Linked DNA regions of Homo sapiens: region 2 is linked to region 1. A link is a loop called in an ENCODE intact Hi-C map of the cell type or tissue named here. Cell type or tissue: IMR-90. All regions are shown on one strand.

The links. Hi-C counts contacts between places; a loop is a spot of excess contacts. Peaks named below come from ENCODE experiments on the same cell type or tissue, not always from the same donor. Only the 100,000 strongest peaks of a DNase experiment are listed, where the experiment ranks them.
Region 2: a loop joins it to region 1, with 2.1 times the contacts of the local background. A loop is called at or near these places in 18 of 110 quality-filtered maps.

The regions. Positions count from the first base shown.
Region 1 is chr1:58,902,811-58,905,310 of GRCh38, forward strand. It overlaps LINC02777 (long intergenic non-protein coding RNA 2777), which reads right to left and starts at 1,328. Exons shown (of 5, transcript NR_183656.1): 1 at 758-1,328. RefSeq lists silencers at 722-1,111, 1,172-1,421. In IMR-90, no CTCF peak of the experiment used is centred here; DNase peaks (open chromatin) are centred at 1,061 and 1,401; H3K4me3 peaks cover 1,195 bases; H3K27ac peaks cover 1,223 bases.
Region 2 is chr1:59,023,918-59,026,417 of GRCh38, forward strand. All of the region lies in intron 2 of LINC01358 (long intergenic non-protein coding RNA 1358), which reads left to right. Among named protein-coding and RNA genes, the nearest start is that of LINC01358, 4.7 kb to the left of the region's middle. In IMR-90, no CTCF peak of the experiment used is centred here; a DNase peak (open chromatin) is centred at 1,464; H3K27ac peaks cover 550 bases.

The DNA of each region.
Region 1 (2,500 bases):
GATTACCGATGTGAGCCACCGTGCCAGGCTTCTATTTGCTTTTGCTTTTGATACACCCATATCTGCTCATTGTAGGAATATTGGGTGCCTTCAGCTCAGCTGGATTCTCTTGGCTTCAGTGTCAGTATTTGAATTCTTGTTCATTTTCTGCTTTCCCTCCCCAGACTGGTAAGTCCATGAGGACAGAGTCCTTGTCTATCCGCCAGACCACCAGTGTCCAGCACAGTGCCTGGCACACAGTAGGTATTCAATAATTGTTTAATGAACTCTGGGGCTTTGATTAATAATTTAGTTAGAGAGTAAATTAATTGTGAGTTAAATCTAGTTTGGTCAACAACATACTTTACACTGTGCAGTCAGTGGGGCAGGAGGGAATCACAGAAGGGTCTTTGAAGATGAAAAGTGCAGGGACTATTGGCCTAGATCAGTGGTTTACACATGAAGCTGTACTTTTAGACGAGCTTGCCTTCCGGGATTTCGATCCCTGGTCTGAGGTGCTGTTTGAGCTTCCCAGGTGATTCTGAAGTCACCAGATCGGTATTGAGGGATGCCAAATTTGGGGGACTTCCTGTTCTAACGTATTTCTTTTTGTCCCCCGAACTCATTCAACTTGTGCCTGAACGGTCTCAGCAATGGGAGCTCATTATTTCACAAGGCGAGCTGCCCAACCCAGCGTAACCACAACGACAACAATCACAGTGACACCATGTAGGGACCATACATTGAGCATTTCTTAGGTGTCAGGTACCGTACATACATGCTGCTCACTCCAAAGGCGAGGTGGGTAGTACTTGTCTGCATATGACAGCTAAAGAAACTGCAACTCCGACGTTGGTGGCGCTGGGAGTCTCAGTGGCGGCGGGGCGGGGCAGGGCCGGGACCGAGGCCACGTCCCGCCCGCCGCCCGGCTTCCCGCCCATGGGCCTCGGCAGTGCCCGCGGGAGGAGCGGGTGGAGGGAGCCGCTCGCCACGTCAGCGCACGCCCGCCCCGGCGCTCCGCCCGGCCCTCCTGGGCCTCCCCATAGAAGGTTAACCCGGGCCGGATCCCACGAGGACTGGTGGGGGCCGGGCGGCCCGTGATTTCAGTTTCCGAAGAGTCCGGCCCTGCGCAAAGGCGGGCAGGGAGGAGGAGTTCGGGAAGCCTTCCCGACAGTCTGTAGATGAAATGAACGCGCCCCGCCTGAGCGCCACTCGGGGAGCGCGCCGAGCCAGTGCAGCACCGCGGCCTCCCGGCCCGCCAGGCTGAGGGTTTCCGCGGGCCCTGACCCTGCTGGCCCCCACCGGGCCAGTGAAAGCAGCAGGCTTTATGCGGCTGTCGGGCTCGGGGCGAGGAGCCGGCTCCACCCTCCCAGTCTGGGCCCATCCTCCGGCCTCGGCCAGCCCCTTCCCTCCCTCTCTTTGGCGTTCGCGTTCCCTCGGCCTAGCAGACCTCTTAGAATGTTTGTTTTCCTTCTGAGAAAGAGCGGAGGGACGTGGCCAAGACCAACATGAACTGCAAACACGGGACATCCTCTGTGTGGGGGGACATTTTTCTGGGACCAACAGACCTGGGTCTGAATACCCATCCTGCCGCTTCCTCGCTGGGTGACCTTTGTATATCTTTCTCCATCTCTCTCAGCCTCATTATCCTCATCTGTAAAATGGGGATAATGACGCCTTACCTATCTTTAAGATACATTCTGAGGATTAGATTGGATAAATACGGATCATACATTTTAAGCACTTAGTGCTGTCAATGGCAATTAACATTATTATTCATTATATTGTTATTATGAATGACTGATAATGACACTCAAGATTATTAATGCTACTGTGTCAAAAATATGCTCAATTAAATTTATTTTTAGTGAGTGAAATAGTTTTATGAAAGGTAAATAAAGAGGAATAATACTGGGTCGGGAAGTATATACACGTTATCTCATTTAATATTCAAACAGCTTCAGAAGGTGGGTGTTATCATCCCCATTCTGCAGATGAGAAAGTTGAGGCTCTTGGAGGTTCATTAACTTGCCCACCTCACACACTTCAAGCCTAATGTCCTGCCCTCCCTCTCTCACTGACTTCCTTGACTGCATCCCTTAAGCTCCAGTCCCTTTCTACCTGCCTGCCTCAGCAAAGACTCGTCCATCTGCAGAGAAACCTGGAGGAAAGTGAGTCAGCTCTGGAAACTGGATAAAGCTCACCTCCTCCAGGCAGCTTTCCTGATTCTCTCCCTCCTCCCCCTGTAAAATTAATCCTTCCTTCCTTTCTTCTCTTGGTGCCCATAGTATGAGGTTGCACACACTTATTGCAGGTTGTGTCTCCCACCTGGGGAGTATGCCTGTCTAAGGCAGACGCCACATACTTTTTCACTCTTGAAGGGTCAATATGGTGTTGTGGTTAAGGGCACAGGCTTAGGAGCCCAACTGTCCAGTTTCAGATCTTGGCTTTACTACCTACTGGTTGTGAGCCTTAACCAAGTGACTTAACCCCTTTCAGCCTCACTGTCCTTATCTACAAC
Region 2 (2,500 bases), 120 kb after region 1:
TGAGACATAAATCAGGATGTTCAGAAAAAATTATAAGAACCCTCATGATGTTTATCAATGAATGATCCGTTTGATTCTGTGCAGCCTCATGGCCAAAACCAAGCACAGAGTTAGTCAGATAACTGATCTCCTCTACACATATGATCTTCTTGGGGGACTCTGTTTGGCAAAGGAAGCTTTGGGGAAAGCTCATATAAACCACTGAGTATAGTCAAATGATTTAGACCTGAACACTTTTTAAAGTAGGAGTTATCTGTCCACTAATAAATATTTTAGTAAAGTGTCATGGAACATGCAGTTTTTTTTTAAGGTGGACAAATAATTTTATTTTGTGCATGCAAATACACGTCAAGTACTGCAAACTTTTTCCATCAATTTTCTCTCAAACACTGAAAATCATGATGTCCTATTTTGTGAACAGCCAAAGCTAGTATCTCTTCACTTCAGTGCCACAGCAAAAACATACAGAATTCACTCTTTGCTATTCACTATCATCATAACCCTCGTTGTTTCATCTCTGCCCTCCCCTCTTATACAGCCCTTATAAATTCTAGTCTTATCCCATTTAATCCTATTCCTATAGCACAAAGGCAAACATTACAATTTGGAAAATCAAATTGAAATCAATGGCATAGAATTTATTCCCATATATATCCCCCATTTCATTATACAGAATTATTTTAAGTTATAGTTAAAACTATGACATAAACATGCAGTTTTGAGCGATATAACTTGCCAATAAATCTTCCAGGTTAAATTAGTTGCCAATTATATTACTAAAGTTACCAGGAAAAAAACTTGAGCTATTGTAAGGGTTATGGGCTATGAGACAGTTATGTTTTTGTAGTTGCCAGCTCAAAATAAAGTTTCAGAAGTATTGATATTAAGCCACTCTTGCTGCCAATAATTTGATAGACAATCACTTATCCATTTAAGTAATAAGTTTAGTCAGAGGGAAGATTCTTTTTTATCATCTCTGTGGGAATGTGGGATGGCACACCTTTGTGACTTATTATACAACCACGATAGGTAGGAACCAGTGCTGGCCTTTGTAGTCTCAGGGTCTATATGAAGAGAGCCTCAAAAAATGATGCTTGTTGGTGATGCCAACAGAAGGTTGCAGCTCTTCAAAAAAAAAAAAAAAAAGAATAGGTCTGGGCATGGTGGCTCATGCCTGTTATCCCAACACTTTGGGAGGTTGAGGAGGGAGGATTGCTTGAGCCCAAAGTTCAAGACCAGCCTGGGAAACATAGCAAGACTTTGTCTCCCCCCCCCAAAAAAAAAAAAATAGCCTGGCATGGTGGTGTATGCTTGTGGTCCCAGCTACTCGGAAGGCTGAGGTGTGAGGATCTCTTGAGCCTTGGAGGTCAAGGCTGCAGTGAGGCATGATTGCATCACTACACTCCAGCCTGGGTAACAAGGCAAGACCCCCCTCCAAAGAAAAAATAATCAGGAAGTGAGTTTATTTTGCTTTCCCCTTGTGTAGTCAAATTGATTTGTGTTTGAGGCATGTGAAAGCTAAATGCCTGGCCCTGTATAGGTCATGAGTCATCCCTATATCCTACAGTTTAACAAAAGACAGCCCTGCCTGTTCCCTTCCCCTCCCCACGCCCACCACTGAAATCATTGTAGAGGTAGTGGTCTTCTAGTATGTGACCCTTGGGCTACAATATCAACAGGTTCTAGGCCATATTTCCTTCACATCCACGTAATGAGCCCCGAAACCCAAGTGTCCTATTTTCCTTGAGGACATCTAGACCCAAAGCATCCCCATTTTGGAAGCCCAGGGACTGTGGAGTGGGAAAATATGCCTCCATTCCTCTCCTTCACATGTGTTTTTAGGTTAAAAAAGGCAGGTGCAAATCACAACTGAATATGAAGCCTCAAAAGAGGCCAAAGCAAATCAACTTAACAAAAATAACTTCTTATCACCAAACCTGGAGAAAAACTTCAGCTGTGGCACCTCCAAGCAATGACCACGTCCCTGGCTGACTTAAAAGCCCCTTCAGGACCTCATGTTGATTGAATCCCCATGATCTAGCCTCAAGTGAGGGCTGAGTGGGCTGTTCTTGAGCCAAGTGTCTGTGGTTGTGGATAAATATATTAATATCCTAGCAACTTGCAAAAGCCAAAGTACTTTAGACAGAATTTGTCGTGCATTCTCTTAACAGGAGAGCAGGTTTGAGATGGAGATCTGAGGATATTCTGAGCCAAGCAAAGAGATTCTTAGTAAATACACAAATTCATTTCCTTCTGGTAATGCTTGGCTGCCCCTTGCAAATTGGAGTCATTTTCTCGTGCGGCCTTCTAGTGTTCTTCTGAAATTTGAGGTTTGCTCTGTTTTCAAAATGTAGAAACCCATCTCAGTCATCCACCAAGCTTTCACTGAGCAACCAGATGCAGGCATTGTGCAGGGTTATGAAAGTGGAGATGTTTAAGACACGGTTTCCACCTTCAAGAAGTACACTGTCTAATCAGGAAGACTCACTGCAACATCCAG